Regions from separate parts of the Homo sapiens genome. Here region 2 is linked to region 1. A link is an interaction called in ENCODE POLR2A ChIA-PET data of the cell type or tissue named here. Cell type or tissue: GM12878. All regions are shown on one strand. Links, peaks and the distances in the headings refer to the core of each region. The heading gives the core; the rest is flanking DNA. Region 1 overlaps ARHGEF3 (Rho guanine nucleotide exchange factor 3). Region 2 overlaps ARHGEF3 (Rho guanine nucleotide exchange factor 3).

Region 1 (15,192 bases), core at 2,545-10,544:
CGGCTGCCAGCTCTGAATCTTTAACTGAAATGCACATGGCACCAGGAGGTGTCTCTCATAGTTGGTTGCTAGCCTAAAACATCAGAATAGAACCCAAAGGGCTTAGGAAGGCCTGCCAGGATAACAAGAAGGCCCTGTATTCATTGTGTTTCATCTGCCTAGGCCTACTCATTATTTTAGAGAATGAATGAAGCAACAAGGAAGAGAGACCATGACTCTATCGATGACACTGTTTATAGAAACACAGGAGAGGAAGAATTTGGAATGAAAAGCACTTCGTCAGAACCTTCTGTGGGAGCCATTGAGAGAAAAGCATGGTCCAGTGCCTTCTGAGAAAGGCCAGAGCTTTGGGCTTTCCTGCTCTGCTTTTGGGTCGTCAATTTGCCATCTCTGGTTCTGTGCTATAATCAGAATTGTAATTATGTTCTCCAGAGGCCAATTTCATTAACTCTGATTAATTAGAATCAGCTAGCCAGATTAGTAACCTCTTTGTCCAGCCTTGATTTACAGTGCAGGGTAAAGTGCAGACCTTAAAAACAGCTAAGTACCTAGAAGAGCTCCCTGCAAGTGTAAATATTAAGGATGACCTGTGCAAAATTATACCCACACCAGCACTAGTGGTAATTATTCTAAATTATTGCCAAAAAGTTTTTTTTAATCTGTCTTTCAAGTTTACAGAAAAGAAAGCAGTAAATGCATTGATGTCATTTTATTATGTACATATATCATGTGCATTCAAGCTGTGTGACAAGATATATCAATATAAAAACAAGGTATATACTTTATTATTTTTTGAAAACAAGGATATTGTGATCAATTTTACCCTGTAAAACATATTTCTGTATTTATAGGTCTTAAACATGATGAATTTTTTCTATTACAAGTTTATTTAAAACTGCTTTCTCAAGTCGTTATTGATACAGCAAGTGAACCTGCTGCAGACAGAAGCAGAGGAAAGCCAAGAACAGCCTTTATTGGTGAAGAAAAGAATGAATGATTCTTTGTAGGCGCCATCAGCCACTTTTAGAAGCCATCAGCCAGTGTGTTGGGAAAAGAGGTTTGTCAAGTGTTGGCCTATGGGAAGGTGGTCAATGAATGTTTTGATGAAATGAATGTTTTTGTATAATGGCCTTAAACTTTTCTGGAAGTATTTCAAATAAATTACATTATTAAGTCATCCTCCATGTGTACAGTGTTTGTCCTACAAACAAAATACAGGTTTCAGCTGTGTTCCTGGGGAGGTTCTTTCTGAAATTTTTGTTTGTGGTTCCTGAATACAAACTTTAAAATAGGATGCAGATTGATACAAATGCTTTTATTTGATCTATCAAAACTTTCACAGAACTCATTTTTTTTTTCTTTCTTTCTTTTGAAACAGGATCTCACTCTGTCACCCAGGCTGGAGTGTGGTGGTGTGATCATAGCTCACTGCAGCCTCAAATTCCTGGGCTTATGCAATCCTCCTGCCTCAGCCTCCCAAGTAACTGGGATTACAGGTACACACCACCACATCTGGCTAATTTTTAAATTTTTTGTAAAGATTGAAGTTTCACTATGCTGCCTAGGCTGGTCCTGAACTCCTGGCCTCAAGTGATCCTTCTGCCACAACCTCCTAAAGTGTTGGGATTACAGGCGTAAGCCTCTGAGTCTGTCCAAGAACTCATAATTCTAAAATCTGTTTTCTCAAGCATTCTCTATTCATTCACTTATTTATGTGTTCACTTTTAATAACTCTATCTGGAATCCATACTATGTATAAAGTCAAGTGGTAAGTCATAGTTGTTATAGAAAAGAAATGTTGAATCTCACTGCTAATATAGGTAACTGTTGAGGAACTTGAGGCTAAATAAAAGAAGGCAAATTTCACTTTGAAATTCTTACTGGAATTTCAGTCTACTTTAATTAAAATGATTAGTACTCTTTCTAGTCTGAGCACAGTGGCTATACCTCTAATCCTAGCAGTTTGGGAGGCCAAGGCAGGTGAATTACTTGAGCCCAGGAGTTCAAGACCAGCCTAGGCAACATGGCAAAACCTCATCTCTACAAAAGCACAAAAATTAGCCAGGCTTGATGGCATGTGCCTATAGTCCCAGCTACTCAGGAGGCTGAGTCGGGAGGATCCCTTGAGCCTAGGAGGCAGAGGTTGCAGTGAGCTGTGATCACACCATTGCACTCCAGCCTGGGTGACAGAGTGAGAACCTATCTCAAAAAAGAAAAAAAAGATTAGTACTCTGTCCCACAATGAGTGAGGTTTTTTAGATGAAAAGGCTAAACATTTTTAAGCTGTTAGTAGCCAATTCTCAATAGCACATTGGCCCAATAAGGCTGGTAGTTAGTCTTATCTTTACAATAAGCTCTCACCATTTTCTTTTTTTTCTTTTTCTTTTTTTTTTTTTTTTTTTTTTGAGACAGTCTCGCTCTGTCACCCAGGCTGGAGTGCAGTGGTGCGATCTCAGCTCACTGCAAGCTCCACCTCCTGGGTTCATGCCATCCTTCTGCCTCAGCCTCCCAGGTAGCTGGGACTACAGGCGCACGCTGCCACGCCCGGCTAATTTTTTGTATTTTTAGTAGAGACGGGGTTTCACCGTGTTAGCCAGGATGGTCTCGATCTCCTGACCTTGTGATCTGCCTGCCTCGGCCTCCCAAAGTGCTGGGATTACAGGCCTGAGCCACCACGCCCGGCCAGCTCTCACCATTTTCTTTAACATACTGTTAATTCCCAAATTTGGCAAGATATTCACATAAATAAATATAAGTCCAAATTTTTTCCCAAATGCAAAGTCGCTTCTCCTAATTTTTTTCTTCCTCCTCCTCCTCATCTTTTTTGTCCGTCCTCTTTTCTCACTGCTGCTTTGGCTATTCCCTCTGTTTTTCACTCCTATAATTGTACTGACTGTCAATGCTAAAGGATGTATCTTACAGTATATTAGAAGATGTTTGTACTGACATTTTGTGGGTTAGTACAAATGAGTGAGGGCTAAATGGTTTTTCTTCAGTCAATTTTCAAGATGTTATTTCACATACAACTAGATGTAATCCTTGCAGTCTAAATGAAAACTCATAAGCAATGAACAGAGCCAGAACTAGCAATTTTCTGTAAAATTAGAGCATGGTTTCAGCTTCTGGGTTGTGGTCACCGCCACTGACTGCTTTAGTTTCCATTCCCAGCACAGTCTGCGGCAGCTAAGAATGCACAACTCTTCATAACCACAGCCCTGTTTCAACAAAGACTGTGTGGCTGCAGGAAACTGCAACCCACCATCTTGGTGAAGAGCCTGTTCAACTTTCCATTTACATTCTGTCCATGTCCGTTTTTTACTAATTCTCCCAAAGCCTGAGGACTCTCAAAGATTTGGCAAAGAAACTGTCTGGCCAATCAGTTTCACTCACCTGGTTCCCCTTGGCATTGAGGAGAGAAGACACTGAATACCCCCCCTTATTGATGCAGCTGATTCAATTAATTCACACTAGCTTGTTTATTGACAGAATTCTAGAACTACACTATTGGAAGGGAAGAGGGTTACCCAAGCCCAAACCTACCAGTAAAAATCTGACAATCATCAAAATTTAAAACCTTGTCCGCATGAGCACACAGTGAGAAAAGGTGACCGTATTCACTGTACCTGAAGGGTATTGAGGGAAACAAGTTGGAAAAAAAAATGCTCATGACATCATATCTCCTTTCTCCAGGCTTGGTTCATATATCAGTCAGCTGCACAGACCTACCTAGTCAAAGCAGTTTTCAGTTGACGTGAGGGAATAGCAAGGAATTAGAAGTCATGCACTGTATCTTTAAGAGCTAATCACTTAGCCTAGGAAACTGGACATGCATTCCAAAGCTTGTCCACATGCAAACATACCTAGGTATTAATGAACTGTGCTCTCTCATCTGTGAAAGGTTTGAAAATGACATCCTACAAGTGTTTTATTCTCTGTTGCCAGGGACACTGGACCCTTCAAGCCCATTTAAATGTGAGACTGTATGTGAAATCACTTTTTAAAAAGATACTAAGAGCTAGTAGTTTTCATTGTTATTTAATAATCACTTTTAAATTTGTACATGTTGCCCAGGCATGGTGCCTTATGCCTGTAATCCCAGCACTTTGGGAGGCCGAAGAGGGCAGATCACTTGAGACCAGGAGTTGAAGATCAGTCTGGCCAACATGGTGAAACCCCGTCTCTATTAAAAATATGAAAAATTAGCTGGGCATGGTGGCAGGCGCCTGTAATCCCAGATACTCAGGAGGCTGAGGCACGAGAATCACTTGAACTTGGGAGGTGGAGGTTGCAGTGAGCACAGATTGCACCACTGCATTCCAGCCTGGGTAACACAGTGAGACTCTGTCTCAAAAAATAAAAAAAAATAAACCGTACATGTGAAATTTCTCAAAAGTGTGGCCTTGGCCTGGGTCTTTTTCATTCGTTGTACTATATACCTGGAGAGACTTTTCAATCCAGATAATTTGGAATTTTTTCTTGTATTTTTTTTTCTTACATATTTTCATTCCCACAATTTTCTATTTTCTCTTTCAGGAATTCCAGAAAGAGAGATGAACCTTCTGGATTTTATGCCTTAACTTCTGGATTGATTTTCAAATAGTCTTAATCTCTTTATTCTTACTTTTTATTTATTTATATTTTGTTCAACTCTCAAGGAGATTTCCTCACCTTTGTCTTCAGATCCTTCTATTAATTTGAGGAGAGGGTTGCCATCAGTTTTTTTTTCTACTATAAGTTTTTCTATCATTCTTTCTATACTTAAAGCACCCTTATTTTTATTTAATGAAGGCAGTGTCTTCTCTGAACTCTCAGAAGATGTCACAGTTCAGTTGAATTTTCCTTCATCTTTCATTGTTTATCTGGGAATAATAATGGTAATTAATAGGATTTGGGGGAGGATTCAATGTAGTAATACATCCAAAGTACTTAGAATGGGCCAGGCATGGTGGCTCATGCCTGTAATCCCACCTGTAATCCCAGCACTTTGGGAGGCTGAGGCGGGCGGATCACGAAGTCAAGAGATCGAGACCATCCTGGCTGACATGGTGAGACTCCATTTCTACTTAAAATACAAAAAATTAGCTGGGTGTGGTGGCGTGCCCATAGTCCCAGCTACTCAGGAGGCTGAGGCAGGAGAATTGCTTGAACCTGGGAGGTGGAGGTTGCAGTGAGCCGAGATCACACCACTGCACTCCGGCCTGGCGACAGAGCGAGACTCCGTCTCAAAAAAAAAAAAAAAAAAAACCTTAGAATGGGGCTATGCCCCGTATTTTTGTTTACTTCTCCAAATCCACTATGCACCCTGATTCACTCTTCTGTGTGTACTTCATCATGGGCTCTCCTGCCTGACGTTTCTGGTTTGGTTTGGCCCAGTGAAAATCCTGTCATTATATCAGTGAGAGGGAGAAGAGTGAGTTTAGAGTATTCATTCCTCCAGCTCCCACCTGGAGGATTTCCTTGGGCTGGTTGCATCTCTTATCGTGAGGTCACAGCTTCTCTCAAGGAGTCCTCTCTGAATTCCTGTAACCCTTCTAGCCTAGTATGGTAACAACCCCACTGTCACTAGCCCCAGGATATTGTATTGTCCCTACACACTGCCCAAACTTTGTGTACTGTCCCTTTATTAAAACCTCCTAATTTGAATATGTGATATTTGAGTATGCTGCTGAGCCCCTGATAGATACTGGTTCCTGATATAGTAAACATATATGTCTACTATTGTCATCATTTATGTTATTTCACCATTTGCTTTCCATTTTCAAATGTTGTGGTCCAAGGATAAACAGATCTTTGGAATCATCAAAGATGGGTTTTGTGTTTCTATTTTTTGTTATCGTGATGGATTGTTTTCTGGGAAGATAAATGAAAGCGTATTTCAAAAACAAAGGCAAAATACTTTTTCAGGCATATGAAAGCTAAAAGAATTCATCACCAGCAGACCTCCACTACAAGAAATGTTAAAAGGACTTTCTTTGAAGAGAAACAGAATGATACCCTGTGGACATATGGATCCAAACAACAGAATGAAGAGCACTAAAAATGCAACTATGTCAGAAAATAGGAGAGGCTTTTCTTACTATTTAAACTTCTTTAAAAGTAATTAGTTCTAGGTCGGTTGTGGTAGCTCATGCCTGTAATCCCAGCACTATGGGAGGATCACTTGAGCCCAAGAGGCAGAGTTTGCAGTTAGCCAAAATCAAGCCACTGCACTGCAGCCTGGGTGACAGAGCAAGACACTGTCTTTAAAAAAAAAAAAAAAAAAAAAAGGCGGCCGCAGTGGCTCATGCCTGTAATCCCAGCACTTTAGGAGGCCAAGTTGGGAGGATCACCTGAGGTCAGGAGTTTAAGACCAGCCTGGCCAACATAGTGAAACCCCGTCTCTACTAAAAATACAAAAATTAGCTAGGTATGATGGTGCATGCCTGTAGTCCCAGCTACTTGGGAGGCTGAAGCAGGAGGATCTCTTGAACCCGGGAGGCGGAGGTTGCAGAGAGCCAAGATTGCACCACTGCACTCCAGCCTGGGCAACAGAGCGAGACTCCATCTCAAAAAAAAAAGAAAAGTAATTAGTTCTAGCCATGATGGAGTAACAGGCACCAGATTTGCCTTTGCAACTGAAATAAAAACAAAAAGATGAAAAAACCTATAAAGCTATAGCTTTGAAGACACTGGACATCAGGCAATGAAGGACAGTGACCCTAAGAGAAGAGGTATAAATGAGGTGAGCCCTGCAATTGCTCCAACTTCCAGTCTTGAAAGGGATTTCAGGACACAGCACAGGGAGGGTGTCCATTTGCATTGCTATAAAGGAATACCTAGCCTGGTTAATTTATGAAGAAAAGAAGTTTATTTGACTCATGGTTCTGCAGGCTGTACACGAAGCATAGTGCTGCCCTCTGCTTCTGGTAAGGGCCTCAAGAAGCTTCCAATCATGACAGAAGGTGAAGGGGAGCCAGCGTGTCACATGTCAGGAGAGAGTGAGAGAGCAAGGAGGAAGTTCCAGACTCTTAAACAATCAGATCTTGTGTGAACTCAGATAACTCATTACTGTGAGGATGACACCAAGACATTCATGAGGAATCTGCCCTCATGGTCCAAACACCTCCCACTAGGCCCCACCTCCAACATTGGGGATTACAGTTCAACATGAGATTTGGAAGGGACAGACATCCAAACTATATCAGAGGGGGATCCCAGGTAGACTCCAGTGAACTTCCTGAGTGGAAGTTTTGGAGCTGAGAGTTTAGGGAGACCAAGGCAGCTACAGTTTACAGAACAAAGAGGAGAGCAGTCCATGGAGAGACAACCTCAGAGATTACTGTAGAGAGTCCCCCTCAGGTATTAAGCAGAGTATTGAAAAGTGCATACATGTGAAGAAAATACCCAAGGCTGAGGGGAAATACCCTAAAAAAATTAGAACACACATAGTGCTTGGAATAGTGCCTATTCTCACAAACCAGACTAGAAGAATATAATTCACAGGGCATTGGGTAAAGTACTCAGAAGGGTCTAGTTTCAGTAGTGGAGAATAATTAGTCCTAGAGTAAACACTGCTCTGGTCCAACCTAATAAATCTTAAAGACCAAATAGTATCAAATTGTTTCCAAGTAACCTAACTGCATCCTGGAGCAAAGCTCAACAATATTTATGGGAATACAAAATTATCCAGCACTGAATAGGGTAAAATTCACAGTGCCTGCCATCTAATGAAAGACTACAAGACATGCAAAGCAGGAAAACACAACCCATAGAAGAAAAACATAAAAACCAATCCAAACTGACTTAGACCTGACAGAAATGTTAGAATTAGCCAACAAGGATGTTAAAACAGTTGTTATAGCTGTATTCCATATTTTTAATGTTAAGTAGAAACACGAAAGAGATGAAAAAAGACCCAAATATAATTTCTACAGATGAAAATTACCATCAATGAGATGAAAAATATGGCCAGGTGCGGTGGCTCAAGCCTGTAATCCCAAAACTTTGGGAGGCCGAGGCAGGTAGGTTAACTGAGGTCAGGAGTTCGAGACCATCCTGGCCAACATGGTGAAACCCCGTCTCTACTAAAAATACAAAAATTAGCTGGGCATGGTGGCACATGCCTGTAATCCCAGCTACTGGGAAGGCTGATGCAGGAGAATTGCTTGAGCCTGGGAAACGGAGGTTGCAGTGAGCCAAGACTGTGCTACTGCACTCCAGCCTGGCTGACAGAGCAAAACTCTGTCTCAAAAAGAAAAAAAAAAATACACTGGATGGGATTAAGAATAGTTTAGACATTGCAGAAGAAAATACTAGTGAAAAAGACAGCAATAAAAATTATTGAAAGTGAAACATGGAGAAAAGAGGATTTTAAAATGAAAAGAGTATCAGAGAGGCATTGTGTCTGGAATTGGTGGGTTCTTGGTCTCGCTGACTTCAAGAATGAAGCCGCGGACCCTCGTGGTGAGTGTTACAGCTCTTAAGGTGGTGCATCTGGAGTTTGTTCCTTCTGATGTTCGGATATGTTCGGAGTTCCTTCCTTCTGGTGGGTTCCTGGTCTCGCTGGCTCAGGAGTGAAGCTGCAGACCTTCACGGTGAGTGTTACAGCTCTTAAGGCAGCGCGTCTGGAGTTGTTCGTTCCTCCCGGTGGGCTCGTGGTCTCGCTGGGCTCAGGAGTGAAGCTGCAGACCTTCGCGGTGAGTGTTACAGCTCATAAAAGCGTGTGGACCCAAAGAGTAAGCAGCAGCAAGATTTATTGCAAAGAGTGAAAGAACAAAGCTTCCACAGTGTGGAAGGGGACCCGAGCGGGTTGCCACCGCTGGCTCGGGCAGCCTGCTTTTATTCTCTTATCTGGCCCCACCCACATCCTGCTGATTGGTAGAGCCGAGTGGTCTGTTTTGACAGGGCGCTGATTGGTGCGTTTACAATCCCTGAGCTAGATACACAGGTTCTCCACATCCCCACTAGATTAACTAGATACAGAGTGTCCACACAAAGGTTCTCCAAGGCCCCACCAGAGTAGCCAGATACAGAGTGTCGATTGGTGCACTCACAAACCCTGAGCTAGACACAGGGTGCTGACTGGTGTGTTTACAAACCTTGAGCTAGATACAGAGTGCCGATTGGTGTATTTACAATCCCTGAGCTAGACATAAAGGTTCTCCAAGGCCCCACCAGAGTAGCTAGATAGAGTGTCGATTGGTGCATTCACAGACCGTGAGTTAGACACAGGGTGCTGATTGGTGTATTTACAATCCCTGAGCTAGACATAAAGGTTCTCCACGTCTCCACCAGATTCAGGAGACGTGAATCTGAATTGGGTGGTCAATGGGACTGGGCGCCGTGGAGCAGGGGGTGGTGCTCATCGGGGAGGCTGGGGCTGCACAGGAGCCCATGGAGGGGGTGGGAGGCTCAGGCATGGCGGGCTGCAGGTCCGGAGCCCTGCCCTGCAGGAAGGCAGCTACAGCCTGGTGAGAAATCAAGTGCAGTGCCGGCAGGCTGGCACTGCTGGGAGACCCAGTACACCCTCCGCAGCCGCTGGCCCGGGTGCTAAGCCCCTCATTGCCCGGGCCGGCAGGGCCGGCCGGCTGCTCCGAGTGCGGGCCAGCCAAGCCCACGCCCACCCGGAACTCCAGGGGGCCCACAAGTGCCTCGCGCAGCCCAGGTTCCCGCTCGCGCCTCTCCCTCCACACCTCCCTGCAAGCTGAGGGAGCCAGCACTGGCCTTGGCCAGCCCAGAAAGGGGCTCCCACAGTGCAGCGGTGGGCTGAAGGGCTCCTCAAGTGCCGCCAAAGTGGGAGCCCAGGCAGAGGAGGCGCCGAGAGAGAGCAACGGCTGTGAGGACTGCCAGCACGCTGTCACCTCTCAATCCCCCCTCTAAACAGGACACCCCAACTGCTGTTGGGAATTTGGCCGATGACCGCTCTAGCTACTTCCTGCTGGACAGGGGCAAAGAAGGGGCCCTGCAGTTGTAGTGTCCTTCAGAGGAGAGGTCTCTAGGCCAGGGAAAGTGCCAGCGGGTCGGTCCAGGGGTCCTCGGTAGAAGTTGTTAGTTGAACTCATTTGGGGTTCCATTTGTAAGACCATCCGTAGCTTGATGGCCTCGATTCTAGAGAAAACAAATTTGACAAGAAGGTTAAAAATACAGGGCCCAAAGGCGAGTAACAGCAAGATGGCTGCCACGGGACCTAGAAAGGGGAGAAGCCATGTTGCCCAACTCCAGAGATTGGTATAAGACTTTGAAAGGCGTTGTCTGACTTCAGAAGCCTTTTCCTGTAAACGCTGGGCAGCATCTCGTGCTATCCCCGACTGGTTAGTGTAAAAACAACACTCTTCCCCTAAGAAGGTGCAGAGTCCTCCTTTCTCAGCAGTGAGGAGGTCTAGGCCTCGGTGGTTTTAGAGAGTCACTGCTGCCAAAGAGTCTATTTGGGATTATAAAGCAAGGATAGATTTCGTTATTTCTTGCAAACTGTCTGAGAGGCAGATATGGGTTGAAGATCCACATAAGTAGAATATGCCTTGGCTGGGTAGATAGACATTTACCCTGGCTTTTAAAGGAATAGGGTACACTGTTTTTTCTTTACTACTTACATCTCTCTCTTTCTCTCTTCGACTTCTCCTTTGTCTCTTCCTCTCTTTTTAACTCTCTCTCTGACTTCCTGTGTCTGTCCCTCTTTCTCTCTGACTCCTTCTTTATCTCTTCCTCTCTGTCTCTTTCTTTGACTTCCTGTCTCTTTCTTTCCTTTCTGCTGCCTCTGCCAGCTGCTTATGCTGCTGTTCTCCCCTCTCCTTCCCATTTTGATGGCTTTGTCAGTGTAAGAGCATGAGGTAACTTTCAGTGCCCTAATATATATGTAGTTGGAATCTCTAAAGACATGGAGAGAGGCAGGAAACAAAAATCGAAATAAAGCCAAAATTTCTCCAAACTTGATGAAAACTATAAACTCACAGATCCAAGAAGCTTAATGAACCCTCAAACACAAGAAGAAGAAAAATACAAGGCTTTTTTTTTTTTTTTTGAGACGGAGTCTCGCTCTGTTGCCCAGGCTGGAGTGCAGTGGCGCAGTCTTGGCTCACTGCAAGCTCCGTCTCCCGGATTCATGCCATTCTCCTGCCTCAGCCTCCCAAGTAGCTGGGACTACAGGCGCCCGCCACCTTGCCTGGCTAACTTTTTGTATTTTTAGTAGAGACGGGGTTTCACTGTATTAGCCAGGATGGTCTGGATCTCCTGATCTCGTGATCCGCCCGCATCGGCCTCCCTAAGAGCTGGGATTACAGGCGTGAGGCACCGCACCCGACCACAACAAGGCATTTTATAGTCAGACTGCTCAATACCAGTGATAAAGAGAAAAATCTTACAAAGCAGCCAGAGGAGGAAAACATGTTACTTACAGAGGAACAAAGATAAGGATTACAGAAGAATTATCATTGGAAACAAGGGAAGCAAGAAGACAGTGAGGAATATCTTTAAAATACTGAAAGATGGCTGGGCGCAGTGGCTCACGCCTGTAATCCCAGCACTTTGGGAGGCCGAGGCGGGCGGATCACAAGGTCAGGAGATCGAGACCAGCCTGGCTAACAAGGTGAAACCCCGTCTCTACTAAAAATACAAAAAAAATTAGCCAGGCGTGGTGGTGGGTGCCTGTAGTCCCAGCTACTCGGGAGGCTGAGGCAGGAGAATGGTGTGAACCAGGGAGGCAGAGCTTGCAGTGAGCTGAGATCGTGCCACTGCACTCCAGCCTGGGCAACAGAGCAAGACTCCGTCTCAAACAACAAGAAGGAAGAAAAGAAAAAAACTGAAAGAACAATAGCTCAACCTAGAATTCTGTACACAGTGAAAATATATTTCCAAAACAAAGACAAAGTAAAGACTTTCAAACATAAAGCTGAATTTATTACCAAAAGACCAGCATTACAAGAAATACTAAAGAAAATCCTGGCCGGGCACAGTGGCTCACACCTGTAATCCCAGCACTTTGAGAGGCCAAGGTGGGGGGTTGGGCGGGGGGGGCGGGGGGGGCTGGATCACGAGGTCAGGAGTTGGAGACCAGCCTGGCCAAAGAGACCAGCCTGGCCAACATGGTGAAACCCCGTCTCTACTAAAAATACAAAAATTAGCCAGGTGTGGTGGCGGGCACCTGTAATCCCAGCTACTCTGGAGGCTAAGGCAGGAGAATTGCTTGAACCTGGGAGGTGGAGGTTGCTGTGAGCCCAGATTGCGCCATTGCCTGGGTGACAGAGCAAAACACTGACTCAAAAAAAAAAAAAAATCCTTGAAGCAAAGAAAATGATGCCAAATGGTTGCTTTAACATTCAAAAATTAGTCAATGCAAATTACCAAAGTAAAAAAAAAAATAGATGCATAAAAATGCATTTGACAAAATTCAGCATACTGATTAAAAAAAGAAAATCTTCAGCAAACTAGGAATACAGGGAAATGTTCTGACTCTAATAAAGGCTATCTATAACAAACTATGACTAGCCCCACAGTACTGAAAAACTGAATGCTTTCCCCCTAAGATTGGAAACAAAAAAAGGATGCTCATTCTTACAACTTTTATTCAATATTGTACTGGAGATCCTAAATAATGTAGTAAGTAAAAATAAATAAAAGACATCCCAGTTGTAAAAGGAAAGGTAAAACTGTCTTAATTTATAGGTAACATGATTAGGTAGAAAATTTTATGGATATACAAAAAAGCAACTAAAACTAGTGAATAAGCTTAGCAAGTTTGCAGGATACACAATAAACATACAAAAAGCAATTATATTTCTATATGATAGCAATGAACAGTGACACATTTGAATTTGAAACAACACCATTTAGCATCAAAAATATGAAAAGCTTAGCGATACCTTTGAGAAAAATATGCAAAATGTACACTGAAAATTATAAAAAGAAATAACACTTAGAAGACCTAAGTGAATGGAAAGATATACCATGTTCATAGATGGAAGACTCAATATTAAGATGTCAGCTCTCCCTCAAATTAATTCATAGATTTAACACAATACAATCCTAAATCTAAGTGGGCTGTGTTGTAAAGATTGGCAATCTGATTTTAAAATAGTAATGGAAATCTAAGAGAACTAGAATAACCAAAACAATTCTGAAAAAGAACAACAAAGTTGAAAGACTTACCCAAACAAAACTCACTATAATGCTACAATAGCCAAGACAGTGTAATTCTGGTATGAAGATGGACAGTTGGGGCTGGGCGTGGTGGCTCACACCTGAAATCCTAGCACTTTGGGAGGCCGAGGCAGGCAGGTCATCTGAGGTCAGGAGTTTGAGACCAGCCTGACCAACATGGAGAAACCCTGTCTGTACTAAAAATACAAAATTATCCGGGTGTGGTGGCACATGCCTGTAATCCCAGCTACTCGGGAGGCTGAGACAGGAGAATTGCTTGAACCCAGGAGGCGGAGGTTGTGGTGAGCTGAGATCGTGCCATTGCACTCCAGCCTGGGCAACAAGATCGAAACTCCATCTCAAAACAAACAAACAAAAAAGATGGACAGTGGCCAGGCGCAGTGGTTCATGCCTGTAATCCCAGCACTTTGGGAGGCCGAGGAGGATGGATCACCTGAGGTCAGGAGTTCAAGACCAGCCTGGCCAACATGGTGAAACCCTGTCTCTACTAAAAATACAAAAATTAGTCGGGCATGGTGATGTGTGCCTATAATCCCAGCGACTTGGGAGGCTGAGGCAGGAGGATCGCTTGAACCTGGGAGGCAGAGGTTTCAGTAAGCTGAAATCACGCCACTGCACTCCAGCCTGGGCAACAGAGGGAGACTCTGTCTCAAAAAAAAAAAAAAAAAGATGGACAGTCAATAGATACAAATAGGAGTCCAGAAATATAACCAACATATATGGTCAATTGATTTTCAACAGGGTTGCAAAGTGAATTCAGTGATAAAGGATAATCCTTTCAATACATATTGTTAGAACAATTGGATATTTCTATGCAACAAAACCCAATAATTTAGGCCTTTACATTACATCTTATACAAAAATAAATGGATCATAGACATAAATGTAAAACCAAAAACTATACAACCTCTAGAGGAAATCAGGAGACAATATTTGTGACCTTGGGTTAGGCAAAGATTTCTTAAATGGGACCCACAAATTATAATCCATAAAAGAAAATAATTGATAACTAAGACATCATTAAAATTAAGAATTTCTGTTCTTCAAGATATGGATTAAAACACTGAAAAGACAAGCCACAGAGTGGTAGAAAATATTTGCAAATCACATCTCTGACAGAGAACCTGAATCCAGAATAAAGAAATCTCAAAATTCAGCCAGGTGTGGTGACTCACACCTGTAATTCCAGCACTTTGGGAGGCTGAGGAAAGTGGATCATTTGAGATCAGGAGTTTGAGACCAGCCTGGCCAACGTGGTGAAACCTGGTCTCTACTAATACTACAAAAATTAGCAGAGCATGGTGGCAGGTGCCTATAATCCCAGCTATTCGCGAGGCTGAGGCAGGAGAATCACTTGAGCCCGGGAAGCAGAGGTTGCAGTGAGTGAAGATTGCACCACTGCACTCCAGGCTGGGTGACAGAGTGAGACTCTGTCTCAAAAAAAAAAAAAGAAAGAAAAAAAAAGAAAAAAATCTTTAAAATTCAACGATAAGAAAACAACCCAATTTTAAAATGGGCAGAAGATTTAGACACTGACCAAAGAAGATATATGGATGGCAAATAAGCATATGAAAAGATACTCAACATTACTAGTCATTAGGTTAATGCAAATTAATGCCATGAGATACCACTACTCACCTACTCAGCTATTATAAATCTAAAGTTAAAAAGACTAACCATGGCAAATAGCATAAGAAAAATTGTTCAACATCACTAATCATCAGGGAAATGCAAATAAAAACTACAATGATATTATCTCACACCCATCAGTGGCTACTGTAAAAAAACAGATAATAAGTTAGCAAAGATGTGGAAAAATTGTACTTCAGTGGGAATGTAAAATGGTGCCACTGCTATGGAAAGCAGTACGGCAGTTCCTCAAAAAACGAAAAACAGAATTACCATGTGATTCAGCAAGCCCAATGCTGGGTATACACCCAAAAGAATTGAAAGCAGGATCTTGAAAAGATATTTGCACACCAGTGTTTGTTTCAACATTATTCACAATGGCCAAGACATGGAAGCAACCCTAGTATCAATGGATTAATGGATAAACAAACT
Region 2 (15,192 bases), core at 3,677-11,676, 61 kb before region 1:
AGGTGATAAATAGTAAGAAGAAATACAGCATTTCCTGAGGGCACTCTTTCTGTAGATACCATTAGCATTAGAAGTTGGCAACCTGATTGAATTAAATAAAGCTGACAGCCTATGTCAGAACCTTGAAAAAAAAATGTGAAAAGGAAAAAAGAAAGGTGAATGTTTTGGACTTGCCATGGGCTGTCAGATTTGGAAATGTGGAGTCTTCCTAGAGGAAGACGCTACAGAAAGAAAAAGGGAACAAGCTAGTGGCAGAAAGAGATGGAGTTGGGCCAGATGGCCGAGGGGGGCAAAATGGTAAGTCTTCCCTGTGGGTGCTTTCTGAACCCAAGGCCAGGGCAAGCTCCCATTTCAAGTGTGCTATCTTATGTTGGCATACTAACATTTCATAATCGCAAGTCACGCAGGCATTTCAAGAACGACCCCAGGCAAATACAGAGAAGATAACTAAAGGTCACTGGGGAAGACTATTTTTAATTTTTGACTTCACACAGGTTGGGGAGGGGTGGAAGTGGCTCATCAATATCATGTTAGGTTTTGGCAGTCTTGGTTCATTTTCTCAGCCATCCTGGTGATTGTGTTGGGGATGTCTGGGTGTGATCTTGCAGAAGGAGTCAGAAACCACTGTAAAGAAGGAAATAAGCTGTTAGAAGAGGGAAAACTGATGGTTTCTTGTGTGTAAGCCACAGATGCATGATGAACTGTCACCTCCACCTCCTTCCTCCTCAGATGTTTGGTGGTGACTTATCTGAGAGCTTTGAAGGAGAGAGCATCAGAAAAGACATGTTGCATTCTCTTATTAGTCTCTGAATGCTTTATGCCCAGGTTCCAAAGGCCTAGAAGAGTGAGCTTGATTCTGGCACCAACATCGAGGAACAGGAGCTTGCTTCGGAAGTCTCTTAAATGCAGCATTTATTTCTAAGCTGGTTCTTATAAGAGCTTCCCAAGTAGCTGGGGACAGGGCAAAGGTAGGCTTAGCTTCTTGGAATTTCAGAGTCTGTTTCTGGAATGAGAGGACTGGATTAGTTCATTGTTTCCCAGAAGGTGGGTTTCATACCACTTGGGCAGCTCAAATCTTATAAAGACAAATCACAAAATAATTTAATCACTTTCCCTTTTAAATTATCTGATCCTTCTGATTATTTCAAGTTTCCACTTGGAATTAGTGTGTCTTTAACACCTCCCCATCACTTGATAATTTCCCTGTGTAACTAAGTGTAGGCCTCAGGGTTCATTTTTTAAAGTTAGTTTCTGTTTATGGCAGGTGATAGTGATTTTCCATTTAAGGCAGTGATAGAGTTTATTTTTACAATAAGTTTTTAAGTAAAAAATGACTAATTAAGGAAATAGTACATAATAGCTCAGGTGATATGTACATATGGCAAAAAATTATCATGGCAATACAGAGAGTTTGGAAACAGTGAACAAGGCATGTTCTGAGGGGCTTTCTAGGATTAGAATTCTACAATAAGTTCCCAAGTTTGACACAGTCACTTGCAAACTAAACTTGAAATTTGGACATTTAGCATAGGACCCAAATTTCAGATACTAAGTAGATAAAAATTGGCTTTAATGTGTTATAGGAAATGAATCTGTGCTACGTTAGCCAACTTAAAAAATAAAAGTAGATTTCTGTTCTCAGAACATAAATCTTTTTCTTTTCAAAGCGTCAAAGAACATGCCAAAGTGCCAGCTAAAATGATTCAAACCATCCTGTTCCTTTTTTCCTTCACTCTGGTGGGAAGGATTGGGTGAGATTACACTTTAATTGGAGTCAGCCCTAGAATGTACTGGTTAAGAATTTGGATTTGGAAGTCAGCCTGAACTGAGTTTGAATCCGCACTTGGCCACCTGTGAGCTGAGAGATCTTGGACTTGTGTCTCATCCTCTAAGCCCTAGTTTCCTCATCTGAAAATTGGGAATTTGCAAGGGAATTGTGAAGATGAAATAGGCATATAAAGGGCTTCCACCAAACAAGTACTTAATAGGTCATTAGCAGCAGCAGCAGCAGCAGCAGCAGCAGCAGCAGCAGCAGCAGCAGCATCTATCTTGAACGTAGATCAGTTGAGTAGAAGCTATAGGTGGTTATACTTAGCAAGGCATCTGCTAGGAGGTAGCTCCTTCCTTTGTAGGAAATAAAGAGATCAGAGTTAGCATTGGGCATTATTATTTTTAAAACAAAAGATGTTCCAAGCATACTGGCAAGCTTCACATTCATTTCTGCCAGGTAGAATAACAAAAAAATCTAGTGTGGCTTTCTGGTTGTTCCCAGAATGACTTTCAGACAGGGGTTGGTGTGTGAGCTCTGGGTAGAGAGGCACCCTGGCCAGAGGAGTAGGGAGCAAGTTGTCCTGAGGCCGGCTCCCACCTGACATGCATCATCTGAGAATCCTAGCCAAGTGCCAACCACGGACACAGACCCAAGGCAAGCAGATGAGGGTGGATTAGGTTGCTTTGAGCTCTTCATGCCCTATTCATTTGCAGGGTGCTTTAACTATAAATAGATCCTTTGTTGGAAATGTAGGGAAACTCCATAGTGTGATGGATATGAGCTGGTAAAGAGCTAGACAACTAAAAAATGACCCCTAATGCTCTTTAATTGTCCATAAATATTTATTGAGACCTGGCTCTGTGTATCATGTTCCCCCTGGTTTAGAAAAGCCATGCTTTCTGTCCTCAAGGAACTTCTACTTCAGTTTGACCAAGTCATTAACAACACGACAATACGGGTAGTGACTGTCAACCACGAGGAGGGGGAGAAGCAGGCAATTTCATTGGGGAGCTTGGCAGACTATGGAGGGGGAATACTGAGAAGTGGTCATCCAATAGGCTCCCTGATGCTGGATGCCCGCCACCCCCCAGTCCTCAAGTGTGCCCTTAGCAGAGGGCAGCATCTTCTGGGGGCACATAAGCGGGACACCTTTGAACCTGGGCTCACTAAGATTCTGAGGGAGGAGTCAAGAGGAGCTGCTGATTCCAGAGTGATAGGGCTTGAATGCCAAATGAACATTCTGTCCTCCTCCACACCCTGCGTCAGTGTCTACTTCCTTTCTGCCTCTACAGCCTATTCGTTTCAGGGTTCCTCCCTGGTTTAGGAAACTAACAATGCTGTGGTTAATTAAGAACCCAGGCCTTGCTGAGTTAATAGCCTTGGGCTCAATTTGGACTGTGTGACTTCAGGCGAGGCCCTTAACGCCTCTGAGTCTCAGTTGCCTACACTGTGAAATGGGTATATTAATAGCACTAACTTAAGAGAAGTCAAGGAAATAATGCACAGAAAGCACTTTGGCACAGCCTAGCACAAAGTCCTCCTGTATATTGCTATTATATTATTATTATTATTATCAGAGGAAGTTGTATATCCTGGGAAGCCAGTGTCGGGGTGGCGGGGAAAGTTTTCAAGGCAGGTAGATTTGAATTCAGATTTCACCACTGCCAGTTAATTACTGGGTATGACTTGGAGGAAGTCATCTCACTTCTCTGAACACCTGCTTCCTCCTCTATGAAACAGGATAACGGGGTTGCTGTATGGCATAGATGAGAGCGTTTGTGACTCCATGGCTCTCAGTGCCTCCTTTCCTTTCCTAGGCTTCCCTCATTGTTTATATAGTGCTTCAGAGTCACAAGAGTCACACCTGCGTCAGGTGTAGTAGGATGACTGCTCTGTTTCTAGAAAATTGCTAGAGTCTATGAGTAGGCAAGTGCCTTGGCAGGGTATAATTTATTTAATCGCAATTGATCGAAGCTTTGCAGGGTCAAGTGGCCCTCTGCACAGTCCTGCTTTGCAAACTCAGGGGCGCCCCTCGCTTGACTCTCAAATGTTGGGGCAGAGGGAAGGAGGGCCTGGCATGTAAAAGAAGAACCTTCCACTTCATCCTTGTGCCCTTCCCAACCTGGCAGTGCTTGGGAAACCTTTACCAAGGAAATTATTTTGCCAATTTAGACTCCCAGCAGTCTTCAAAGGAATCCTCCCCTCTGTAGATGGCCCATATTGGAAAACACTTGAGAACCTTGCTGCTCTCTGCTGCAGGCATCCTTTGCCTCAGGAATAAATACCATTTTTATTTTACCACCAGAATGTCCTTGTCTTTTCTGGAAACTTTTATTGACATCCCTTACCACTGACTCTACAATGGCTAGCCAACTTTTTTTTTTTTTTTAACAAAACCCAACAACCAAATCACAGGTTTGTATTTATTCTTTCATTTTAAGTCAGTTGCCACTGTCTACCCATTTTCCCCATTATCTCTTTGGAATTGAAACTAGCTGAGAGTGATGCTGGGAGCAGAGCTGAGTCTCTGAGCTCCTTGCCTTCTTTGTTGTGTGCTGCATCATTTTTTTATATTCACAGGCTTCTGCATTTTAATAAACTGTAGATAATGATACATCTGGTTGCATATTAATTGCTGAGAGTTCAAAATAACACGTAATCACTATGTTTCAAGGTTGCAGATGTACAGCACTGAGAGCCAGTGTTTGTTATGAACCTTTGGAAAAATCCGTTGTTACTGGGTATTTTTAAATTCTTGTCATTAAAAATGCACTACAGGATGGAAAGTGTCTCAACAAATGAAATCAGTTTTGTGTTGTGCACACATGCACATACACCCCTCCCAAAGAATAACATTTTGAAGCTATTCATCTGCTCATTTGGGGGGTGTGGGGGCAACAGAAATGCCAGATGAATCCATTATAGATTACTTACCTCACAGTTTCCTGAACAGCATGCTTTGTATCTTATTTATCTGCATACCCTTGCTCAGTGAGTGGTAAGATGTCAGCTGAAAGCCAAAAACAGGAAAGTTTAAGATTTTTAAAAATTTATTTCCAATTTAATCAATCCCATGTGGTTGTTTGACTAGTAGCTTTTTCCATTCTGAATAATCAGATTTCAATGTATTCTGTTTTCGGCTGGGAGCAGAGTGCTCTAAAACACCCGGGTGCTGTGTCCCCTGGTTCTAAGTGTGGACATGTGCTCCTGAGGACACACATGGACCAAACATTTGAAGGGATAATTTGTGCTAGAAGGGACAGCTGGGAGTTAACCAGGGAGCATCTTGAACATATTTTGTGTTTCTTTCTGGAGGTCACATCTCTGCAAGGCCTGTCTGCTCAAAACCGTTGTTCTTGTCAAAAACGGAAACCAACTAGACATCAAGAGAAGGGGATCCATTTTCTTCTGCAGACCCAGTGCCCTTGGTCAGACGTCCCTGTAGTTTTTACCCAGCAACCAGTTAGGATCCCTGGTCCCTGTCTAGTTTTCAGTCGGATGACAGACCTGACTGTCAGCTTTGCTTGCCTGAGATGTGTTTGATCATCCCAGATTCAGCTGGAACAGTCTGTCCTTCCTTTGGGACACTGAGATTAAGATCTGAGCACCCTTTTTCATCTCCCTACTTCTTTTTCCTCTTCTGGGAAGCAAGATAATGCTGAGCTTCAAAGAACGACAGATGGATGAGAAAGAGAGAGGACTTTTCTGTGGTTCTGTGTGGTCCTTTCTTGGTTACACATTATTTTTGTGAAGTTTCACCTTGCACATCCGACATGGGTTGAATGACCAGAGTTCCTCTCATTGCCTAATTCCAGACAGTATTGGGATCTGGCAAGACTGGAGACCAGCTCTTCTAGCCCATAATTCAGCAGTGTTGGTGGCAGTGGGCGGGTGGGAGGATAATGCAAACCTCAAGACCCATCTATAAGGACCCAAGATTAGGACTTGGGTCCTTATCTTGAGATTTTACTGCTTTCCTTTCTTCCAATATAGCCTTGAATCCTGCCAGACCACCGCTAGTTTTGCCGTATCCAGCCAGAGCTTGACTAAACAGATGATAAAACCACAGGAAGAAAAGGAAGGCAGGAATATGGCATCAAAATACATGGTCTCGTAGCAGCCTCAGTGGCCAGAGCAGTTATTGGTATGATTCTGGCAGGTGACGTGGAACTCTAGCTTTGTCCCTGGAAGGATCAAGGCAAAATCCAGTGCTGCAGGGAATAGAAGAGGGCAGGGGCGCAGGCTGGCAGAGAGACCATGCCTCTCCCAGGACAACAGAAATAAGGACAATACTCTGATATTTACTGAGGACTAACAGGCGGGTGTCTGCCAAGCATATTATACACCTAGTCTCCTGTGATCCTCCCAACAACTCTGTGAGAAGGTAGGAGAGTCATCTTCACTTCACAGTAGAGGAAACTAGCTTATAGAGGTTATATTTTGGGCCCAAGGTCGTAGGGTATTGCACTCTGACCAGACAGGTTGGCTCATATTTTATCCTTAGATCCTTTGCAAAGAATCAATGCACTCTTTGGGCCAGAGTGATAAGAACTTTGTCACTTGCTGCAGAGGCATTCAGATTATTCCTAAGCTCTGAGAGAGCCCAGAAAATGTCCTTAAAGAAGCAGGAATGGAACTCCAGTGGCATCCTTTTCCTCCTTCTCCAACCCCACCCAAGGGGAAGCGAGGGAATCCCTTTTACAGTGATAAACAAATGCAGAACATATATTCCACCCAAAGGTTTCCAAGAAGTCAGTAGGAAATGACTGACTCCGGAACCCCAAAGTCACAGAGACTGTCCTCTGGACCCCGTGGCTGTGACCAGGAGATCTTTTCTACCTCTGGGTGCCTCGTTGTGTGACCAGGAGACCTTTTCTACCTCTGGGTGCCTTGTTGGCATCATCCAACCAGGGATGTCCAGCCCCATTTTCCAGACCGGCGGATGGGTGTGGCATTATAGGCACGTTATTTCTGTGGCATTCTTGCCAAAAATGCATAACCTGATGTGAGAAAACATCCTCCGGGCCCATGGCTGGCCTTCCCATAAGGGCCACAGAGACTTGATGCTGCTGGCAACTCTCCTAATTTTTAAGGAGGTTGAACTCTTTAAAGTTCTCCAGCTCTGAGCATCTGGCCCTTTCTGCCTCAGAAGGCAGATGTGGAGCCAGGGACCGCAGAGAGAGCTAAATATTTGGCTTCCTCTTTCTCTGAAGGTCTGTAGCATCATGTCTGGGCATGACCAAGATGAGTTTCAGGCAGTGGGGGCTGGTGTTTGCTAAAAGGAACTTAACAGGGGTGTGGGTGTGCAGTTCTCCCTCTGCCCAAGGTTAAGTAATAGTAACATCCTGTGTAAAGAGAATTGAATGTGGTTTTCTGCTAAACTTCAATGTTTTAGGGCTGTTTATTAGATGTGTTTAATCTTGGGCCAATTTAACCAGTAGCAGACTAATAAAATAACAGATTTGGGCTTGCTGCCAGGACAAATGTTGACTTACCCTTATAATGTTGACTAAAACGAGTAACTTTGAAAGTTATTGCAGAGTGAAACCTTAGCCAGAAATACAGCGTCTGAAACAGTGGTTTTGTTTTATTTTACTGGCTCTGCTTAGAGATTATGTTTGTAACCTAGGCTGCTGCCTGCTTCACCTCTCAGAGTCCTGTATTTTACTGAATTATTTCCCAAGGCTCTTTTTTTCAGCCCATAAACCTTCACTCAGCAAAAATGAATTTCCCCATGGCAGGCAAGTAGGAGAGGTTACTTTTCCAATGTGGGGGCAAAAACTCAGTGGTACCAAGAAGAATGAAGGTAATGACTTGCTTGAGTCTTCTCTCAGAAACAAAATGGTATGCCATGAACATTCACCCTCTCCAAATTTGTAGTAAAATTAATTGCTTCTCCCGGGTGTACCGGAAGAAATCCATCTCGCTTGCCGCCTACCCCCACCTTTCCTTCATTTTGCCATGCAGTTTATTACAAACACTAGAGAGCTATAGTATTTTGCTACCATGTGTTTTGGACTTGAAGGAAACAGGGGAGGCCAGGAGGAAATGAAGCTAGGAGGACTACAGAAATTGTCATAAAGTGTGATTTCTTTCTACCCCTGTTTTTTTAATTTGTGTTTTATAGGAAGCTGGTTTGGGCAGGGCCTCTGAGCATGGTTTCAGAGGCTCCTGCCAGCATTGTGTGAGCTCAGCCAACTGCCAACTGTCCTCCTTATACCTCTCCCTTATTCAAGGCTCCCCCGAAAGCAACCACCTCACAGGGAGACTTTGGCCAAGAAGCCATAGGTGCTGAATCTGCTTTTGGTGCTGACTGGCTCAGGCAGACAGAGCTTGATATACAGAGAATAAACGTCATCCCTCTAACATTAATATGTTCAGTTTTATGTACCTGAGAGTTGATGGTTTAATTTGTGGGTTTGCCCAGACTCTCTTGCGACTTCTCTCATCATCTGCTCTTTAGCACTTCCATGAGACGGGGCAAGAGATTGTTGGAGTCTCAATCCAGCAGCCCGAAAGCCTGTCTGCAGCTTGGGTTTGAGACTGAACTAACTCAGGGTGTTTTGTGGATTTTAGTTATCCAGGCTGTCCCTGTTCCCTCATTAACAAAAACAAAACAAACCCCAGCTTTTTTTTTTTTTTTAAGAAGGAAATTGGGATCTTTTCCTCATAGCACCTTATCTTAATATGGAGGAAAGAGTTGAGCCATTTTATCAAAAAGGAAATCAAATCCCCCTTGGATGCCTAATGTGAGGCAACTGGCAACCAAACTCACGGCCGGAGAAAACAAACACAAGAATGTGGCTTCCATGTTTGAGATTAGCCAAGACAAAGATAGCAGGGATGCCTCCCGGAACAGTTCCTGGTGGTTTGTCAAAGTCCACAAAGCTTGCAGTCCCTTTGTTGAAATCACTGATAAGCATACAAGAGGAAAATTATAGTTCTGAGTTTGAAGACCTTTTCTCACCTTGGGGGTTAAAAACCAATAATTCTGAAACACATTTGGCCTAATCAATGAAGTCAGGTTTCCGTTGGGATTTGGGCCTCATTATTTGTCTTTCATCTTCTGGGAACAGATGACACCAGGTCAGTTAGCTCTGTGCCAGGGGAAAAAAAGAACAGAAAAAATATTTCAATGGAAATTTTAGAATTAGGAACAATTATTTCATTATTATTATCTTTTTCTATTTCCAAAAAAATAAGATGAAGAGTCATTTGCAAGCTCCAAGGCAGCTCCCCTTTCTGTACCCACAGTCTTACTCCTCCTTTGCTCAGGCAGCTCTATGAAGGCCTCCTCAGTGCTGCATATGTGCCCTACGTTCCTGTGTTGTCCACCGCACCATGCCCTGCCTTCCAGCCACCCCACCTGCTCCTTCCTTGCCAGCTCCACCTGACACTGACTCTCTTGACTCTTTGTGGCTCAACCTTCTGATTCTCCCTATTCAGCTGGGAGACATTCCCCACAACAGTGACACCTGTATACTTCAATTAAGGCCACTTTGCACATACTGAGTAAACACTCCCTAAATTGGGCTAAGAAGAATGCACAAAGTCACAAAGTCCTCCAAACTATGTGTTAGTTACAAAGAGAATAATATTAACTTTACAGTGGAGAAATCCAGCAGACACCACCTGTGTTAGTTTCTTATGACTGCTATAACAAAGTACCATAAGCTAGGTGGCTTAAAACAACAAAAAATGTTTGTCTTATTCTGGAGGCTAAGTCTGAAATGAAAATGTCAGCAGAGGCCGGGTGTGGTGGCTCACACCTGTAATCCCAGCACTTTGGCAGGCCAAGGCAGGTGGATCACCTGAGGTCAGGAGTTGAGACCAGCCTGGCCAACATGGTGAAACCCTGTCTTTACTAAAAATACAAAAATTAGCCGGGTATGGTGGTGTACTCCTGTAGTCCCAGCTACTCGGGAGGCTGAGGCAGGAGAATCGCTTGAACCCAGAGGTGGAGGTTGCGGTGAGCTGAGATTGTGCCACTGCACTCTAGTCCCAGTGACAGAACGAGACTCTGTCTCAAAAAAAGAAAAAAAAAAAAAAGACAAAAGAAAATGTCAGCAGAGCCATGCTCCCTCTGAAACCTGCAGAGGAATCCTTTCTTCTTCCAAGTTCCTGGTGTTTGCTGGCAATCCTTCATGTTCTTTGGCTTGTAGATACATCACTCCAGTCTCCACCTCTCTCTTGTCACATGGCCATCTTCTCCATGTGTGTCTCTAAATTTCCCTCTTCTTATAAGGACACCAGTGATTAGATTTAGGGCCTACTCTAAACTAGTGTGACTCTTCTTAACTTGATTTTATCTACAAAGATCCTATTTCCAAATAAGGTCACATTCACAGGTATCTGGAGTAAGAACTTACACTTATCTTTCAGTGGGGGCATAATTCAATCCATAAGACCATCTTAACTACGTAGTCAAAGTTAACATCACCAGTAATAAGACTTAGCAACATGGTGTACCACCTATATGATATACCAGGAAGGATACATCTTTGTGTTTTTTCTTGCCAAAAATGCATAACCTGAACTTAATCGTGAGAGAACGTAAGATTAATCTAAAGTGAGAGACATTCTATAAAATAACCAACCAGTACTCTTCACAAGTGTCAATTAGAGAGCTCTAGTATTTTGCTATAAGATCATGAAAGACAACAAGACAGAGGAACTATATCACAGATGGGACAGAAATATAACTTTGGATTCTAGATTAGATCCTGGAACAGAAAAAGGACACTAGTGGGAAAACAGAAACTGGTGGAATCCCAATAACTCTGTTAATAGTTTAGTTAATAGTATTGCCCCAATGTTAATTTCTTAGTTTTGATAAATGTACTGTGGTTATGTAAAATGTTAACATAGAGGTAGTGGTGTAAAGGATGTATGGGAACACTCTACTAATTTTGCAACTCTTCTGTAAATCTAAGATTATTTCAAAATCAATGTTTTGAAAAAGAGTATGCTCATATTAAGGGAATAGATAAGCTCACCTGTTCTTAGAGGCAAAGATGGCAGGGGGAATAATCTTTAGCAAAAACATACCAATTTGTGAGCCCTATTCTAGGCTCTGATAATTATCTTGCTATTCACAAAGTACTGTGCTATGTGCTCATCGTCATTATCTGTCTGTTTTTGGGCAGAATAATGAAGCAGAGGTGTATAGTCCAGTACATGGTCCACATTTTGCCTCTACCTGAAATACGTGATCTTGTGTATTTGTGCTCCTTAAACCTTGGCTTGCTCACTTATAAAATGGGGATAATGATACTAGCTTTCTCATAAGATGTTCTGAAGATGCCAAGAGCAAATCCTTATAAAGCTCTTCGCCCAGCACCTGCACAGATTGTAAGTTCCCTGTAAAGCATAGCTCCTACCCACAGAATTCTCACTGCTGTATTACGAGGTTATTTCCCCATTTTTCAGTTGAAGAAACTGAGTAAGTAACTTGCTTAAGACAAGATTAGTGAATATGAGAGCCAGACTAAAATAGATAAATCTATAAAAATATGGCTCATTCTCAACCATTTTGTTAGAAAAACATTAACACAAGAGGGAAAATCTGTAGGAATTCGTTGAAAGAAAAGGTACAAAGCAAGCTGTCAAGTGCCCCCATGCTGGGTGGAGTGGGGCCATTTGAAGTAAAGCTTATAGCTGGGAAGAGGCAGAAGCAGGAATTAAAGAATTGTCCATGGCGTGAACCCGGGAGGCGGAGCTTGCAGTGAGCCAAGATGGCGCCACTGCACTCCAGCCTGCGCGACAGAGCGAGACTCCGTCTCAAAAAAACAAACAAAAAAAAAAAATAAAAAAAAACTTTTTATTTTGACATGCACCATAGGCAGGCATGTACCAAATACATGTACCATTTGACATGTATTTTGTCACGTACCTGTGCCCTGCACCTAGCTTTGACAACTACCAACCTGTGACCAGTCCTGTTTTCCTCTTTTTCCATCCACTTTCTCCACTGTCATTATTTTGAAGTAGATCCCAGGCATTATATCACTTTTTATGTCCTTTGTTCATATATATATATTAAAATGGTCAAGGAAAGTTGGCATTGTGTTTAGAAAGTTAAGAGAATAAAATGCAATAAAATAGGGTTTACTCACATAAAAAGTAAGTCAAATGTTTCCCCTGTTTATCAGGGGAGGACCCTGCATGTCCAGCTGCAGGGAGAATATGCAAATCAAGCTTATGCCATCTACTGGAGCCTGACGATGACTAGGTGTGCCTGTGGGAGAGTGCAGTGCCTGGGAGTGTTGTCCTTGGGTATGTTACAGTAAAAAAGCTGAGGCTGAGGACCACTGACCAGGACATGACTGGTCAGCAAACAACAGTCAGCAAACTATGGCCTGAAGACCGAATACAGCTGACTTCCTATGGGCCTCAAGCTAAGAATAATGTCTACATGTTATAATGATTGAAAAATTTCAAAAGAATAATATTTTGTAAGCGGGGCATAGTGGCTCAACCCTGTAATCCCCAGCACTTTGGGAAGCCGAGGCGGGAGAATTGCTTGACCCCAGGAATTTGAGACCAGTCTGGGAAACATGGCAAGACCCCTTCTCTAAAAAAATTTTTAAAATTTAGCCAGGCATGGTGGTGAGCACCTGTAGTCCCAGTTTCTTGAGAGGCTGAGGTGGGAAGATCTGCTTGAGCCCAGGAGGTTGAGGCTGCCGTGAGTCGTGATCGTGCCACTGCACAGCAGCCTGAGTGACAGAGCAAGACCCTGTCTCAAAGAATATTTTGTGACATGAAAACTATGAAATTTGAATTTTAGTGTTCATAAATAAATGTTTAATATGATATAGCCACACTTATTTATTTACAGATTGTTTGTGTCCGAAAGCAGAGATGAGTAGTCATGACAGAGGCTGGGTAGCCCCTTACAGAAAAAGTTAGCCAGGCCCTGGGGTAGGGCATGGGCTCTGGAGTCAGCCTGACTGGGTTTACATCCTGGTCACCTTGTTTTAGCTGAATGGCTTTAAGCAAATTGCTCACTACGTGCCTTAGTTTCTCCATCTTTAAAATAGGGATTGTAGTAGTAGTTACCTTGTGAGGTTGTTAGTAGGAATAAATATGCAACTATATGTAAAGCACTGAGCTGAGTTCCTGCTACCAGTATTAGCTCATTATTATTATTTGTTTATGCTAGAGTTTCTCAGTCACTGTAAGATTGTAACTTCCTATTTAACATGAGGACAATGAAAGCCACCTAGAAGGTTCCTGGGTGGATTAAACATGACCCTTGGGAGTACAGTTTCCACACACCACCTGGCACACAGATAGAACCCTGAAAAGGCTTTCCTGGAATTTCCAAACATTTGAAAGACTTTTTTTATTTGGCTCCATCAACTCATGGGTAAGAGTATCTGCTAGCACAATCAATTCTCACCTCTTCCTTGCTCCTGGCCAGATGTAAAGCAGCTGAGAGCCACACTGCCCTGCAATGCAGCAGCCTGAGTCCTTATGCCAGTGGCTACATTTCCAGCCTCTCCTGGGTGGTGTTTGAGGCTCAATAGGGGTAGAGTCTCAGGGCAGCTGCAGACATGACATAGATGATATTCCTACTATTCCTCACCCCACTCTGGCTGCAAAAAGGAAGTGCAGGGAAAATGAGTGGGGAGTTCCTGTATGCCAGTCTGTTTCAATGGAACTATTTTTGGAGGAATAAAAAAGTATGCTAGATTATATTGGTACGATAGGCATTTTCTTACATTGCATATAGTCTGCTTTGGCTTTTACCTGTTGAGGGGAAGAATGAGGAGAGGATAAAAATCATTGTATCCCCTAGAGAAGGAATATCAAAATCCATTTAATAAAAAAACTCATACTAAGAATAAAATTGCATAGTGTTTTATTCTCCTTTGTTCATAATTAAACACAAGATATTTTAAATTGTCAAATCAGTTTCTTTATGAAAAAATATGACCTGTATGCCTTTATTCTCTCCTTTCCTTCTTCCCACCCGTCGCTTCTTTTCTTCTCTTCCTTTTTTTCTTTCCTTGTCCTCTGACTAAATGAAGAACAAACATTTGATAAAAGCCACTGCCAATTCATGATAAAAATTCACAGCAAAGTTGGTACAGAAAAGAACTTTCTCTGCGTGTTAAAGGGTGCCTCTCCCATGCTCTCAGCAAATATTTAATGATGAAATCTTATTAATAATCACTGTAGAACCAAGAATTAAACTAGTATACCCACTGTCTTGGCTTGTAATCAACAATATACAGGTGGTTCTAGCCAGTGCAATAAGACAAGAGAAACAAAAATGTTATAAGGCCTGGAAAAGATGAAACAAACTGTTATTCACAAAATACTGTCTATACAGAATGCTCAGTGTCTTTTTTTCTTTTCTTTTTTTTAAACTTTAGTGAGATACCCTTCTGCCCTATCTTAAAATCACGTGGTGGGGGGTGGTGTCTGCACTTGAAACAGGACACTTGGTTCCTGGGTTTAGCATTGACCTTGCCCAGCTTGGTCTGGCAGCTGAGTTGTTGGACTAGGAAGCGTCCCTGCAGGTTGTGTTCTGTTACCTCTCTGTAAAGCCTGAAAGCATCCCTACGATTGCATTTGCTAGTTCTCAGTAGAGCTATTTAACAAGAATCTGGAAACATTTTCCCTGAGGGCTCTCTTTAGACAGCAGTAAAATGTAGCTGGAGACATATTGAGTAAATGGAAAAGAAAAATCTAATGAGGCCAGGAATTTTTTTAATCTTCTATTCTCACAGAAGGCCTCAAGGAGAACACCATAATTCATATTTTACTCATGTGGGTTAGGCATAAAGCCTCCCCCATAGATCCAATAACCTGTAAGTGTTCTGGTTTTGAAATTGCACCTGCTTACATTGCTGGATCATAGCACTAAATCACACAGCAACGGCTTCTGGTTCAATTGTTCATTACTTGGGAATGTCAGATTGCCAGAGAGCAGCCTGATGTTTACATCCAAATCGGCAATGCCTTAGGAAATCAGTTTTAATTACAATCTCACGTAGCAGCACTGCACTCAACCTTCAGAGAGGCTGGGATTTGTGTTGAACCTACATCTTATAGCTGTGCAGAAAATGCCTGTCCGACTGGGTCATGCAAAATGGACAGCAAAGTCAGCAGAACCTTAGAAAAGATGACACAGCAAGTGGAACACAGCTGGATCATCCCCCGTCCTGTCAAGCGTGCAGTGCTCTCTGGCCCCTTTTTAAAACAAGGGAACCCAGTTGGCGTTTGCCTTTCAGCTTCCCCATTCTGATATAAAAATCTGTGACCCAGCAGCTTTAACCATAAAAAAGAGAGAGAGAAAGAGAAAGACTCAGAGTCAGCGGGCAGGATTCTCTGAGACCAGGTCCTGCTCCCTCAGGGAATCTTTGTCACCTCACTTGCTGTAATGCAGTTTGTGCCACCAACCTGGCATTTTC

The links. ChIA-PET counts read pairs that join two places held together with the same protein. Peaks named below come from ENCODE experiments on the same cell type or tissue, not always from the same donor. Only the 100,000 strongest peaks of a DNase experiment are listed, where the experiment ranks them.
Region 2: POLR2A ChIA-PET joins it to region 1 with 10 read pairs; 14 of 35 experiments call an interaction of 5 or more read pairs at or near these places.

Annotation. Positions count from the first base shown.
Region 1 is chr3:56,713,405-56,728,596 of GRCh38, reverse strand. ARHGEF3 (Rho guanine nucleotide exchange factor 3) reads left to right here. Exons shown (of 10, transcript NM_019555.3): 10 at 1-1,177. Among named protein-coding and RNA genes, the nearest start is that of TASOR, 38 kb to the right of the region's middle. In GM12878, for the core only: no CTCF peak of the experiment used is centred there; DNase peaks (open chromatin) are centred at 3,146, 3,493 and 7,361; H3K4me3 peaks cover 909 bases; H3K27ac peaks cover 1,418 bases.
Region 2 is chr3:56,775,872-56,791,063 of GRCh38, reverse strand. The region is part of intron 1 of ARHGEF3 (Rho guanine nucleotide exchange factor 3); the gene reads left to right. Among named protein-coding and RNA genes, the nearest start is that of ARHGEF3, 18 kb to the left of the region's middle. RefSeq lists an enhancer at 6,861-7,260. In GM12878, for the core only: no CTCF peak of the experiment used is centred there; a DNase peak (open chromatin) is centred at 7,013; H3K4me3 peaks cover 1,268 bases; H3K27ac peaks cover 3,599 bases.